2 separate regions of the Homo sapiens genome follow, and region 2 is linked to region 1. Evidence: chromatin loops called from intact Hi-C (ENCODE). Cell type or tissue: PC-3. All regions are shown on one strand.

Region 1 (8,000 bases):
CCCAACCTAGGATTGGATTTTCATGGTTTAGGTCATTTCTGTTTTGATATCCAAAAGTATTGTTCACATTTTTTTGAATGTGTCATATAAGTGTTCTTTTTAATTATAAATAATTACTTTTGAAAAGTTTCCCCATAGCATTTTGCAGACTGCCATGTATGTAACACCTATTTGTGGGAAAAAAAAATGGATGGATGGATACTGAATAAATTGTTTATAGTCAGATTTTCTCTACAGTCAAAATTTTCCACCCCATTAAAAACTTAAGGAAGCTTTTCCTCTGTTGCTTGGCTTCCAGTTCTGTGAAGTGGAAAACCATGATGAATATGGCAGTTTATTGCACCATATTATGTAATTAGTCCACCTCTAAGAAAAGAGACTTTTTGAAATGTGGTATCATCTTCATACATACAACTGGAATGTAGTGTGTGTGAGTTAGAGACTATAGCAGGAGAAAAAACCCTGGAATAGAGTCTAGCCATGAGCAAAAGGTTAACGGGCTCTTCGACCTCACTGGGCACTAATCTTTAGCCTTCCTCTATTTTTGAGGATGCCACAGGAATATTTAGAGCCTCCAAGAAGAATCCACAATTCTTTCCAACAAAGTTCTAGTTAAAGGCACATTTTGATGAAATGGATTCATATATCCAGCTCCTGCCTGGTTTCTATTAAATATTCCAGTCTTTCCTGTGAAAAATGGGGAGTGATTTCATGCTTTCATTATTCAAACTGATCTGGTTTCACAGCGTACTCCATGGCTATAGTCAGTTCAAAAAGAAGGAATATTTTGTTTTCTTGATTTTGCATGCAGTTCAGAAACCTGCTGGCTGCTGGACTCACAGTGGTGGCCATTCTAAGGGAGGCTTGATGGCAGGAACAGGTGACAACAGAAGCTCAAAGATTATTTGTCTATACTGAGCATGTTGTACTTTACCTCAGTTCTCCCATTTAGTCAAATGAATTTTATTCAGTTGAGAACACTTGCTTTAAAGGCCTCAGATGCAATATCTTTATGTTCCTACAACATCTGCAATTGCATTATAAGGAGTAATTTAAATGAAATATGGACAATGTCATCAACCGTTCCAATTTTCTGCCCCATTTCCATCCACTGTCACCTGGAACCTTATGCCCTAAGGTTGCCAACCCAATCTTGGCTCCTTGTTTTTCCTTCACAGCTCTTCTAGTTGGGGTTTCCTCCAGATTAATGGACACCAAAAGATTATTACTTCATTCTGACTAAAAACTAGAACTAAGAATAGAGAAAGGTTATAAACTCTTTCAGAATGAGAGAATTCTGGATTCTTCCTGCAGAAAACAACATTCGCATAATATCCTTAGAGAATGCATGAAATGAGCCTATTTAAGCTACAGTTTGCACATCAGTAAAATGGAAATAATAATACTTTTCTCATGGGACTGTTTTGAGAATGAAAGAGAGCACACAGACACCACATGTGGTGTGATATGTCCTTTATAAAGGAAAGTTGCTAATTTTTTTTAAAATGATAGTTTTCAAAACAATACTTTCTGTGTGTTCTATTAAACCTACTGTATTAGTCTGTTCTCATGCTGCTAATAAAGACATACCTGAGACTGGGTAATTTACAAAGGAAAGAGGTTTAATGGACTCAGAGTTCCACATGGCTGGGGAGGCCTCAAAATCATGGCAGAAGGCAAAGGAGGAGAAATGTCATATCTTACATGGTGGCAGGCAAGAGGGCGTGGGCAGGGGAACTGCTTTTTATAAAACCACCAGATCTTGTGAGACTTATACACTATCATGAGAACAGCATGAGAAAAACCCACCCTCATAATTCAATTATGTCCCAGTGGGTCCCTCCCATGACACATGGGGATTATGGGAGCTACAATTCAAGACAAGGCTTGGGTGGGGACACAGCCAAACCATATTACGTACCCTATTGTGTACTTCCTGACAAATCATTTGAAGACTCTTTGTGAAAGAAAAGCAAAAATCAAACATGATTCCTTCAAAGGTACTGTAGGTCAGATGGATGAATCACAGGCAAATGTGTCTGAGAAAAGGAAAGGCCAACGATGAAAGGTGAGAGAAAAAGATTCTAATGCAGGTTTCATTGCTTCTCCTGGGTCTATTTTAATGGTCTTCAAATAAGTTTTGCACGGTCAGTTTATCTTCCTGCTTCAGCCCTTCCTGGTTATTTCTGCTAGATGAACAGTTTTGCCACACTATGACAATTCCTTGTTCAGAAACCTTCAATGATCTCCTGTCTGAATTACATCCTAACCCACATGATCAGGTTACAAATTCCTTTAAAATCTCGAGAACACATGGACACAGGGAGGGGAACATCACACACCGGGGCCTGACGGGGGTGGAGGACCAGGGGAGGGATAGCATTAGGGGAAATACCTAATGTGGGTGACAGGTTGATGGGTGCAGCAAACCACCATGGCACATGTATACCTATGTAACAAAACTGCACATTTTGCACATGTACCCCAGAACTTAAAGTATAATTTAAAAAAAGAAAATAATTCCTTTAAAACCTCATCTCTCCTAGTTCTTCTTCATACACTCCAGCCACATTGGACATGTTTTATACTTATTGCATGTCTTATTCTTTTCCTGCCCTGGGACTTTTTGTATGTGGCTTGCCTCTCTGTAGATCTCTGTAGAAGACAAATTCAAAATATGATCCTTTTCCTAATATTCTTCCATGATCCTTCCAGTAAGAAGAACTCTGTGGGACTTTTGAATTTCCACATTCTTTTAATGCATATCTGTAATGACACTTAACCTGATCTATACTATAGTGTGCTTATTTTTCTGAGTTTTATCTAACAGATTAATAGCTACTTAAGGTACCAATGACATTTCAATTCTACTCCATGCAAGACCTAACACATTGCTGGAGTTCAGTAAATGTTTGCTGAATAGATGAATAAAGGACAGTGCTGTTATTAAAATTTCTTAGTGGGGTTGAGAGGCACGATAAAGGCCTCAGAATAAATAGCAATGAAATATAGGTAGAGCTAGTGCCAAATAGGAGTGTAAGCAATGGTTCAAAATTTCAGAGGAGAAATAATGAAATTGACAGGGAGATTTAGTCTTGGCCACTGAAAGTTTTAGTGGTCTCTCACAGGACATTAACATCTGAGAGCAATTCCAAGACCTTCTCATTCCCCACAAAGTAAATTAAAGCCAAATAGGAAAATGATCTTGTTCCATATACTAAAATGTTTTGTATTTTTCTATATGTAAATAGAGTTGTGTAAAATAGACAAATTTTTCCCCCATAGGACAAAGAAGCATTCTAAAACTCACATGAAGAACCCATAGGCTATCTTTGCTGAAGATAAGCTCCCTCTTTTGGACTATGATTTAGGTTACAAAATCTCCAAATTCTATTTCATGAGAAGAAATCAGTAGCAATGGCTTAAGGCTTAATAGTTTTGAAAAAGCAATAACATGATGACGTTTGAATGAATTATAAACATATGGATTAAATTTTTCCTTACGGAAATAATATGAAAATAATGAGGGTTCTTTTTTCTACATATCTGGATTTTACTGAAACTTTAAAAAAACCAACCCAAGAACTGAATAAATAAACCCATAAGACACTGAGCAGGAATGCTCTTATTTGCAATTATCATGTGTTGATTTGGGATTATAATGGAGTTAGGAAGATCTGTGAAAGGGAAAACACATCCTCCCTATCATAGCTTAGGTCCAACACCAAGTATTAGAAACCCAGATATAGACATTGTTCACTCCCACGGAATTGGGAGCTTAGAATTCATCTTTTGTCAGTGGTGGTTCCCATCCACAGTATCTCTGAAGATACATCCAACAAACTTCTGTAACTGTGAGGCAGGTTGAAACAGAGCATAGGATGCGCTAACTGAAAGCAAAAAATACTCACTGACCCCTGCAGAGAGAGCACAGCACAGTAGTCCTGCCCAGTACTTGTCTGGTTTTCACACTGAAAGTCCCATATCCCAAACAACCCTCAGTCCTCAGTGATCTGGGACAACTGGTCACCCTACCCCCAGTCAAGGATACACTTCAATGTGTATCCTCAGCACCTGCAGATCTTGTTAAAATACAAATTTGCATTTAGTTTGTCTATGTGAGTCCTAGGATTGTGCATTTCTAACAAGTTCTCAGATGATGCCATGCTACTGGTCCACAGACCACACTTTAAGTATCAGGGTTTAGAGTGTGCCTTGTGGACTCAGAGGTAGACTGAGACCCAGCTTCACCATTTACTAATTTTGTGTCCTTGGTCAAGCGACTTAACTTCACTAAACCTCAATTTCCTCATCTCTAATAGAGAGTACTAATAGTACCTTCCTCTCAAGATTGTTGTGAGGATTAATTGAGGTAATTCTGGGCACAGAATAAGCACTAAAGAAGTATTGATTACTTTTTTTATCATTGGAATTTGTATCATGTGTAATCTTCCAATAGATGGCTGAGACTGAAAATACAAATAAGTTGAGGAAGGTTTCAGGTAAATTCATGGTTGAAGGATTCATAAGCACTGATGTTTTCAAGGTGAATTAGAATGTTTGAGGCAGAGGCATTTTATCGGGTTGAGGGGGAATTAAGTCTGACTCAGCTGTATCATAAAGTTTATGTTCACTATAAAATACTAGTTTTTTATACTGTGTGCTATACAATCTACCTCCCTATTTTGAGTTCCCTAGAACACAAAAGGAAGATAGAAATATAAGTGTGTGTTGTCCCAGCTGCTGGAACAATAGGCCTTTTGCAGAAGTTTAAATATCTGACTCATAAAGAGGGAATTAGATCCACTGATAAGTTATGCCCAAGTCCCACCCTCAGTTCCAGTTGGCCTTTATGACCCACACTGCCGCTATGTGAACTTGCAGAAGTTATATAACATCATCTTTAAGCTTCAGCCTCCTTACTGCAAACAGAAATGATAATACCTACTTCATAGACTCATAAGAGAATCAAATATAAAGTGCCAATACAGGGCTGGCCTATGTTAAGTGCTCAATAAATACTGGCTAGTGTTCTAATTATCCTGTTGGTATAGTAATAGAACTATTTCTGTTTAACATTCATTTAGAATGGAGAGCCACTAGATTGATTATATCTTGGTTGTGCTGGTTCTTGAAATGTGATAATAGCTTAGACCTTCACCTTCAGATTTCCCCTGACCACATGGTGAGGAGCCATTAAATGTTAATTCCCTGTAACTTTTGTGACCTTTAAACCCATCTTCATTCTTCTTCACTGGAGCAGAGCTAGAGTTTGATTATTTTGCCTATAAATAATAACCACTGTTTAGCCAATGAGCTGTGTTTGAAGCTTGTCAGTGGCTAATTTGACATGTTGTATTTCTAGAGATGAAAACTTGGGTTTGAAAAGGGAAAACTCACCAAAATCAATGTTAGGGAACAGCAATTCCTGGTGGCCAGGGAAGACAAAAGAAAGTTCTAGGTTGGAAAGATGTGAAACAGTGATGGTTATGTCAGCAGTTAGGACAACACATATTTATATTTCAATCCTCCCTTTATGGGCAAGACACTTTTTCTAGCCCCAGGCTTCATCTCTGATGCTGCATTTGAAGGAAGGGTAAAAAACTTTAATCCCAGGTCCAAGAAACAACGCTATCATCCAGTTAGAAACTTTGCAAGCCCTTTGGTTTGCCACTTGTCTCAGAATAAATAAATAAATAAAAGTCACTCACAAACCTTTCTTTGGATTTACTTGACCAAACTCATGAATGCTATCTTACTTCTCATGCCTGGATGCCCTCACTGGATATAGAACCAGGTTAGAAGCTCAAGCCTCTTCAAAGGGTATTGGGAGAATAAATGCTATAATGTCCACGTGACTCCAACAAAGCTTAGCTCATAGAAAGCATTTGATGAATATTCATTGTCTTCCTCTCTTCCCCTATGTTTGACACCTTAATGTGTGTATACCTGTTCCAAACATTAATGTCTATTGTCTACTCCACTTTTGAGATATCGACAAAGTCTAACATCTCACTGTAGATGTTCATGACTGATATGGAACACCTTGAATTTCTGTGTCATTTAGATCCACTATTAAACGCTGGATACCGTAGGCCCCACAATAAAATTACCCTGGGTAATTACATCGCTACCATTAGCCCCATTAGCCCTATTGTATTTCAAAAATCCATTTCACAGTTTGGCAAAAAAAAAAAAAAAAAAAAAAAAAAGTAGGGTCCTAGTTTTGAAATCCCTTCAAAAACTCATGAATTTACCTGAAAGCGTCTTTGACTTATTTGTGTTTTTAATCTCAAACACCTTTTACAAGATTACTTCACTGATACACACTATGAATTCCAATAATTATGAAAGCAGTTAATACTTCCTTAGTGCTTATTCTGTGCCCCAAATTATCTCAATTAATCCTCCCAACAATCCTTTGAGGAAGATACTATTATGACTCTCTATTACAGATGAGGAAATTGAGGCTCAATGAGTTTAAGTCACTTGAACAGAGACACAAAATTGGTAAATGGTGAAGCAAGCACTCCATCCTGATATAAAGCCCTTGCGCTGTAACCCCATGGAAGACTTCAGTAGGTAATTGCCATAGCCTTTCACAGGTTTAAAATAGGTGAATCTGCTACAATTACGACCTGAGAACTGAGATCTGCACTCATATTTACTCCAACCCCCTCTAAATCTTTGCTCCAAACTCCTCTAAATATTTATTCCAAACCCCTTTGCAAAGTAAGCATACACATTTAGTCTTTATTTTTCATATTTTAGGACTACTAAAATATGAAAATGCATTGAAAATGAAGCCCATGTTGTTGGAAGCGTGGATCAATAAGGATTATTTGGTCTTGGCTAAAGGTTTAGTAAAATGTACTTAGATAATAATAATTAAATGAATGACTTAATTTGTTTTTCTTTCAAGCTTTATTCTTTATAAGAATTCAGTTTTCTTCACACACAGCAAACATATGTGATCCTGTGTTTTTATTTATAGAAAGAGCAAAAGCCAGGAAAATTAGGTAATTTGAATTTTAGTTAGAATCCTGTCTTTTTGATCTAAGTGATTATGTGAAAGTGGCTTGCTTTGAGTTTATCTTCATTTCTGTAATGATGGTTTGGACTGGTAAACTTCAATGGCACTTTCCAATTCTGAAATTTCATAATCCTGTGAAAACTCTTCATTTTTAATCTAAAATGATACAGTTGATATTTCTGCTGTCTAATGTGCCTCATTTATAGAAATGTATAGAAATTATTCCTGAGAATATATATGTCATTGCTCACTATACTAGAAAGCAGCATTCCTTATGGTAGATCACAAAGTTCTCATAATTGAGTAGGTAGTGACTTAAAAGCTTGGGCAATTCAGCTAGAAAGCTAAACAGCCGTCAATAACCGAACATAATTACTTCTAAAAACAGGGAAGGAAGTTGAGCATGAAATTCTAACTAAATAAGCATTTTATGATTTCTTCCCTCACTGACAGGCCACTGGGTACATTCCCTGTTCTGGGTTTAAAAAAAAATCCATTGGTATTTTTCTTAGAAAATGAAATATCAGATACAAGCAGCGATTTTCTAAATACGTAACAAAAGATATGTTATGAGCTCCCACCAATCAGAATAGAGGCCAAACACAAATAATTTCTACCCTGAACATAAGCCTTAAGAAACTAAACCAAAGAAAACACAACTTAAAAGTACTTTCCCTCCCCCTACCCTCAAATGAGAATGTATATTTTTAATCCTTTAAAATACAAATATGTTTGTCTCCAATTTATTTTATTTTTTTTTGAGATGAGGTCTTGCTTTGTCGCCCAGGCTGGAGTACGGTGGCACGATCTTGGCTCACTGCCACCTCCAACTCTTGGGTTCAGGAGAGTCTCCTGTCTTAGCCTCCCAAGTAGCTGGGACTACAGGCCAGTGCCACCACATCTGACTAATTTTTGTATTTTTAGTAGAGACAGGGTTTCACCATGTTGGCCAGGCTGGTCTTGAACT
Region 2 (8,000 bases), 64 kb before region 1:
ATTAGCCAGGTGTGGTGGTGTGGGCCTGTAGTCTTAGCTACTTCGGAGGTTGAGAGATGGGAGGATCACTTGAGCCTAGGAGGAGGAGGTTGCAGTAAGCTGAGATTGTGCCACTGTACTTACTCCAGCCTGGGTGATAGAGCTAGACCTTGTCTCAAAAAAAAATTATATACATATATATATGTATATATACACGTATATATATACGTATATATATACACACATATATGTACATATATACATATATACACACATATATATATACATATATACATATATACACATATATGTGTGTATATACACATACATGTGTATACATGCATATATACACATACATGTGTATACATGCATGTATACACATGTATGTGTATATATGCATATACACATGTATGTGTATATATACATATATACACACATATATACACATATATGTGTATATATACATACATATATATAGTATTCAGTTAAAGAAGGCATTAAACTCACGTTTATCCTTTCTCTCCCTTAATACACCACTAAACTGTTATTATGTGAATAAAAAGCTGTCTGACAAAGAGAATTCCTAGGATGACATCCCAGTGTCAGGTCTGGACATCAACTGCCATATACATCCTATAGAACAAGGATGAAGGTGTTTCTGATGGAGGCATCCAGGGAATGAATAAAGTGAGAAGTATGGCAAAGTATTTCTGTTGTGGCAACTGCCCAGGAGAAGAGAAGAAAATAAGATGACTTATCTGCTGGAGCGCTTATACACACTTTAATAAACTCTATTTATGTAGCCAACAATAGTGCTTTAATAATATTAAGAAGATGATGTGGAGAGGTGCAGATGCTGTTATGTATGAGTTAAATTTTATAGGAAGAAAAAATTTAAAAATCACTGGATAATATCTGAAGTTGTAAATTAAAAACTAGCAGCATGCCTTGATTCTCTTATTTTAAGTTACAATAATAAAAAAGAATCAGTTGGAAAATATTTTGCAAAACTGTCAAGTTGTTTGTGATCTTTTATTTAATTTTTGAAAATGTATTTGTGTTACTTTTGGCTTTTTTATTGCCCTAATTACTAGAAACTTTACTTGTACATCTTTGAACTTCTGATCTTAAACTGTTCAGAGAAAAAGCTAAAGGGTTTTATCATGTCAAGCAGAACCAGCAACATAGCTTAAAAATTAGTATGGAGGTAACTACAAGAAAAAAACAACTGAAAGAACTAAAGATGATTTCTTATCATTCAGAGATGGAAGATGAGGGGGCGGGAGCCAGAAATTAATGTTTTCCTCAATAAGCCTTTCCTTACTTGATGAATTTTTTATTATACATGATTAATTTTATTCTTACAAAGCAAAAATAAAAAATTTTAAGCTAAACTGATCTTTTCATTGTATGCTTAAGCCCCTCTCTGGGTCATCAATTTCCTCAGTCAATTTTGAATTATCCTGCACGGCACACAAGTCCATGCCTGAGCTGGTTCTAGCTCACCTTGTTTCTTTCTGTCCTGCAATCTTAGGGAACCTTGTGTGTTTGTCAGAAAACAGCCCAGACATTTCTCTTGCTGCCTCCTGTTTCCTTAACCTGGGATACCCTCCCTCCTTTCCTCACCTGGGATACCCTCCCTCGTTTCCTCACCTGCCTTGTCCCTGTGAAGGGCTAACACTACTTGTTCATCTTTGAGATCTTGGCTGAAACATTGCCTTTCTGGACAGCTCTTCATAACCCCCAGAAGGCTGAGTTAGGTCATTTTTCACTGTGCTTCCACAGAATTCTGTACTTGTGACTAATATAGTGACAGTCACTCTACTGTCATTCTCTAGTCCATTTTTGTATCTACTCCCAAAATGGGAGCTTCCCCAGCATAAAGTCTTTCTCTTATTTACTGTTTGTCCCTGGCAGGTACCACAGGGCCTGCACGTAGGAGGCATCACGTATTTTTTTGGAATGAAAAAATTAAGGGAAGGAAGAAGTAGGCAGGGCTATAGATAACCAGCAGATCAGAATGGGGGAAAGTCAGTGGTTCTGCGAATGCCTTTGTAAAAATATTTAAAGTATTATATTTTCTTTTTTGCCTCAAATCACATAGTTCATCAATTCTAAGATAACTCTTTTTTCTATTTTAATATCTTAAATAAGAATGTATCACACATTTGATGGCATGCATAGATTTTCAAATGGCAGCTTTCTTGGTGGTAGGAAAATAATGATATGTCTTACCATCAAGAGAGTCTTGAGTCAATTAACTATAGTACATAAAAATATAGCTATAACATGTCTGTGAAGAAATAGAACAGAATTGGAATTCTGAGTTGGACTTACATAGGGTGTGAGGAGCAAGAATTGTAAGAACTGAAAGATATCAAAGTTTCTTGGCTTGGAGAGAAAGTTGGGAACAGAGCTGTGTGGAAAGAGAACAAGAGCAGTCTAGGCAACTCATGGTTTCTTTTCCCAGTTAGTAAGATAGGCTGCAGAGTGATAAAGCTCCTTACCCACATACTCCTGCCCACGTTTATGACAAAGTAAGTGGCAAAGGCAAAAGGTTAGTTTGACTCATTGTTCGGTGGCACTGAAATAACATGTTTTAACTCAGTTTCACAGGCCACCCTGTCAGAAGGGGAAAAATTATTGAAAAGAAAAACAGGGATTCTTGTTTCAGGATGCATCACCAGTCAGTTAAGAAAACTTGGAAAGTGGAAACCCTCCACATTGTTTTAGGTCATGACGCCAAAACCCAAGCCCAAATTAACCATTGTTGGGTAAAACCCCTGATTTTGCAAAACCCAGTTCCAAACCAACTCTGACTGATACAATCAAGTGAGGGACAATATTTAGAAAATATTTCTTAGAAAAATAGTGTAACATTCAGTCCAAAGGAGAGAAAAAAAAAAAAAAAGCCCTACCACTGAACCATGAGTGAAAATTAGGGAAGACAGGTTACAGTAATATTAGAGTCTTAATTGTGCTAAAAATATTTGCTTTTGGCAATTTGTGAGCACATTAATAGTATATATCTCCAAGTAAGCAGCATTTCTGTCTGTGACTTTTTGCAGTACTAAATGGAACAGGTCAATGAGCAGAGGGTTGAGCCAAAAATAGAATTTAATTGATATCCTGATTTTAATTAAATAAACTCCCTGCTTTCACTACTCTTGGACTTTGTTAACTTATGGACAGCCATGAGTAACTACAAAAATTGTCCTAAAAATGAAGAAAAATGGAGAAGTAATCCACAAACCATTATTTATTTATTTATTTATTTATTTATTTTGAGACGAAGTCTCACTCTGTCGCCCAGGCTGGAGTGCAATGGCGCGATCTCCGCTCACTGCAACTTCTGCCTCCCAAAGGGCTGGGATTACCGGCGCCCGCCACCAGGCCTGGCTAATTTTCACCATCTTGGTCAGGCTGGTCTTAAACTCCTGACCTCAGGCAATCCACCCGCCTCGGCCTCCCAAAGTGTTAAGATTACTGGCGTGAGCCACAGCGCCCGGCCCATGAACCATTTTTTAAACATGAACTCCAGAAAGGGCTAGATAATAATGCCTTACTCTAATGCTGAGTAAACTGACCTTTGGCTATAAACTGCTCACCACCAGGAACTGAATCACCTGTTTCCTGGTAAGAAAATCCTATTTAAATACAAGGGAAGAAGTCCATGACTGAGTGTTGCTTTTTCGGAAGATAGATCATTAATGTGCTCACAGATCGTCTAACCATTAGTTTTTAATCACAAGCCAGTTGTGGATATTGCTGTGAAGGTATTTTTCTATTTTAAGTGATGCATTTCTCTCTACCTCCACTGTGAATTATTTTCAGGCTGTATTAGGGTTAACTAGAGGGACAAAACAAATAGGGATATATATATATATATATGAAAGGGAGTTTATTAAGGAGAATTGACTCACACGATCACGAGGTGAAGTCCCACGATAGGCCGTCTGCAAGTTGAGGAGCGAGGAAGCCAGTAGTGGATCTGTCCAAGTCCCAAAACCTCAAAAGTAGGGAAGCCAACGGTGCAGCCTTCGGTCTGTGGCAGAAGGCCCGAGAGCCACTGGCAAATCACTAGTGTAAGTCCAAGAGTCCAAAGTCTAAGAACTTGGAGTCTGATGTTGGAGAGCAGGAAGCCTCCAGCACGAGAGAAAGGTGAAGGCCAGAAGACTCAGCAAATCTCATCATTCTACCTCCTTCTGCCTGCGTTAATCTAGCTGTGCTGACAGCCAACGGGATAGTGCCCACCCAGATTAAGGATGGATCTGCCTCTCCCATTCCACTTATTCAAATGTTAATCTCTAGCAACACCCTCACAGACAAGCCTAGAAACAATGCTTTGTATCCTTCAATCCGATCAAGTTAACGCTTAATATAAACCATCACAAAGGCCTTAATTATCTTAGAATGTTTTCTTTAAACTACAGAGGTAACAAAAAATGCTCTCTTTTCCCATGTCTGGAAGAAGGAAATGAGTGAATTTGGACCTTTAATTTTCTTTCTTTTTTTTTCTGTCACCCAGGCTGGAGTGCAGTGGCACAATTTCGGCTCACTGCAACCTCCGCCTCCCAGGTTCAAGCGATTCTCCTGCCCCAGCTTCCCAAGTAGCTGGGACTACAGGCGCCCGCCACCACACCTGGCTAATTTTTGTATTTTTAGTAGAGACAGGGTTTTGCCATGTTGGTCAGGCAGGTCTTGAACTCCTGACCTCAAGTGATTTGCCTGCCTCGGCCTCCCAAAGTGCTGGGATTACAGGCGTGTGCCCCCGAGCCAGGAAGGACATTTAATTTTCAGAGCCGCCTCACTCACTATTAGGTGGCAAAATTACCTTGATACTGAGCTCAATTTGTCCTGCTAGAACTTCATCTTTATAAGACAGTGTACAGTCAGTTTGATTTTCTGAAAGCTGCTGAAAGACCAAGCAACTCATGACTGTACTTTCCAGCAACACTTCCAACAGTTCTAGAGATGTATCACATTTCTGATAAGGAATCACTGTTGTTTTTTCCCAGGTATAAAGAGTTTTGTGTGAACTGGTGCTTCAAGCAAACAACATGTATCTACAAATTGAATGAATGTTTCTTAGACAAAGATGGCCATTGTAGCCTCAAACAAGCCTATTTACTTGGGTGAAGGGAGTGTTTTGTGAAGGAATAATAGGCTGACATATATTTATTAATGTCTCGCATACTGTGTGACAAAATCCGGCAGGGTAACTGTGAATGGAACAATTTGTCACAACTTTATGGAACCCTTTCACACACAGAATCTATGCCTTTGTTCAAGCTGCCTTGAGCACTTAAGTTTTCTAAAAGATTTCTTGGGCGAATTTCCCACAAAATTTCCCCTATTATTTACAAGGCTTTCCGTTCTTCCTTACATACGTGAAATAACTCTTAAACATTCTTCTCAGAAGAATGTATCTCTTTCTGAAATTATTACGTTCTGGAAATAAGACAAGTCTTCAAAGCAAAGTTGCAGAACTTACATTTATACTGGGTATTTTCTTATTAAAATCTTAAGTCTGTAATTTTTTATTTTTGATATTTACCTCTAACAAGAAGTTGGGTTATAATTGCCACTCAGCTAAAACATAGAACTCAAAAGGTGTCCCCAAATGTTTCAGTGGCTGTCATATCAAAAATATATATACAGTATGTTTATATAAGTTATATAAATATATGTATTGTTTATTTGTTTATTTTTATGTATACATAATATACACATATATAATATATGTAATACATATGTGGTCTTGAAAGGCTCAGATGGTTGACCAAAGACAAATTAGTGAAAATTGTAGGGGGACATAATTTGACTGAATGTTTGCTTTCGAACCATCAGGATGATCCTGCTTCAGGGAGCAGGGATTTTTCATTCCTAGGGGTGTTCAAGTAGAGTCTGGGCCTCTTGTTGGAAATACTGACAAAATGTTGACGGTATACACTAAAAAGTCTCTAAGGGCCCTTCCAACTATGGGATTCCATGCAATTAAAATATCGTCTGAGGGAAATTGGGTTTTAATTTTAGATGTTGTATAACATCTAAATATTGAACCAGAAAGAAGTCTTCTGTATGAGGGAGAGAAACATCATTAAAATTAATTGAATGCCAAATGTTGAATTTTGGACAATCAGTTTATATAGCATGGTATTTGTTCTCTAAATGTTTGTATTAGATGGGATCAGGACCATAAATAACACTTAATCATGCTGAGATTACTTTAATAGTAATCTTTTTTTATTAACTGATTTTTAGGCTTTTATCCAAGCCTAGAATGGCCATTTTTTTTTGTTATGAGTTGAATTTTGTCCCTCAAAAAAAGATATGTTGAAGTTGTAACCCCAGGTACCTCAGAACATCACTGTATTTGAAATAGAGTGGCTGCAACTATCATTAGTTAAGATGAAGTCATTCTGGAGTAGGGTGAGCTCCTAATTCAATATGATTGTTGTAAGGTAGAGGAAGAGATAGGAGCGATGCATCTACAAGCCAAGGAGCACCAAGAACTGCCAGCTATTCCCGGAAGTTAGAAGAGAGGCATGGGGCAGATTCTCCCTCCCAGACCTCGGAAGAACCCAAGCTGGCCAATAACTTCATTTCTCACTTCTAGATTCCAGTACTCTGAGGGGATAAATTTCTGTTGTTTTAAGCCAGCCAGTTTGTCATCTTTTGTTATTAGTTTGCCCCAGCAAACTAATATACCTTCCTTACAGTTAGCCACCTTTAGGAGTCATCTGTGTATTTATATTCTTCCAGAAATGTTCTATGCATATGCATGCACACACACACACACACACATACATTATTTATTTTCTTTCCAGTGTACTTTGGAATTATGTCATAAAACTGCTCTGTACTTGGCTTTATTATTACTTTTTCAATGAACGTAGTAGAAGCTTTTTTATGTCATAACACAATGAACTACTTTGTTCTTTCTAATGGTTGTGTAGTAAGCCATTGCATGGATTTAATAGTTTTCTTTCTAACCCATCCTCTATGGATATAGTCATTTAGACTGTTTCCAGTTTCTTTCTTTTTTTCATATAAACAGTGCTGCAGTGGACATTCTTGGATAAGTGCCTTCGTGAACACATTCAAATATGTGCATATGATACAAATATGATAAATTTCCAGAAGTGGAAGTATCAAGTTCAAGAATATATGCATTTTAAAACTTGCATATATATTTTGCATTCTTATCTTCATATGAGCCTGCATCTTTGCACTCTCATTGGCTGACACTGTGTGGGATAATACTTTTGATTTTTATAATTTTCTAAACTATGAGTGAAATATAACTTCATATTGTTTGGTTATTTCTATTTTATTTTTATACAAAGTAGCCAATTTTTCTAATAGATTGCTCTTATTTATATGTAGGAGCTTATTTTAAAAATGTATTTCTTAGTCCTATTGAGTTGATATGAGGAGGATAGTGCAAGTGTCAGTTATTAAATGTGAATATTTTTGTTCTCAAAGTGACTTTTGTATACAAAACAGACTATTCAAAGGCTCACTTTTGCTTAAAAATTTAGCAATCAATTTATTAAAGTTAAAAATCCAAAAACTGCTTCTCACAACATTTTTTTTTTTTTTTTTTTTGAGACGGAGTCTTGCTCTGTCGCCCAGGCTGGAGTGCAGTGGTGCAATATCGGCTCACTGCAAGCTCCGCCTCCCGGGTTCGAGTGATTCTTCTGCCTCAGCCTCCTGAGCAGCTGAGACAACAAACAGGAGCCTACCACCACGCCCAGCTAATTTTTTGTGTTTTTAGTAGAGACGCAGTTTCACCGGCTTCTCACAATTTTTAAATGCAGCTTCCTGATCTTATTATTCTATTTGTAAATCTAAAGAATTTTAGTAACCACATTTAGGAGAACTTTGAATGTGTGTAATAATATTTATGCACTTATTAAGTAAATTCCTTCATACATTTAAAAACTAATTTTGTAAATTTAATATATTCAACAATCTTTTGAAGTGTGTCAGTTGTCTAAATGAAAAACTTTCCCAAA

The links. Peaks named below come from ENCODE experiments on the same cell type or tissue, not always from the same donor. Only the 100,000 strongest peaks of a DNase experiment are listed, where the experiment ranks them.
Region 2: it touches region 1 in a loop (5-fold over the local background); 3 of 110 quality-filtered maps call a loop at or near these places.

The regions. Positions count from the first base shown.
Region 1 is chr5:39,508,653-39,516,652 of GRCh38, forward strand. No RefSeq gene overlaps it. Among named protein-coding and RNA genes, the nearest start is that of LINC02104, 7.8 kb to the right of the region's middle. In PC-3, no CTCF peak of the experiment used is centred here; a DNase peak (open chromatin) is centred at 4,789; H3K27ac peaks cover 495 bases.
Region 2 is chr5:39,444,674-39,452,673 of GRCh38, forward strand. No RefSeq gene overlaps it. Among named protein-coding and RNA genes, the nearest start is that of DAB2, 24 kb to the left of the region's middle. In PC-3, no CTCF peak of the experiment used is centred here; DNase peaks (open chromatin) are centred at 2,548 and 3,578; H3K27ac peaks cover 3,094 bases.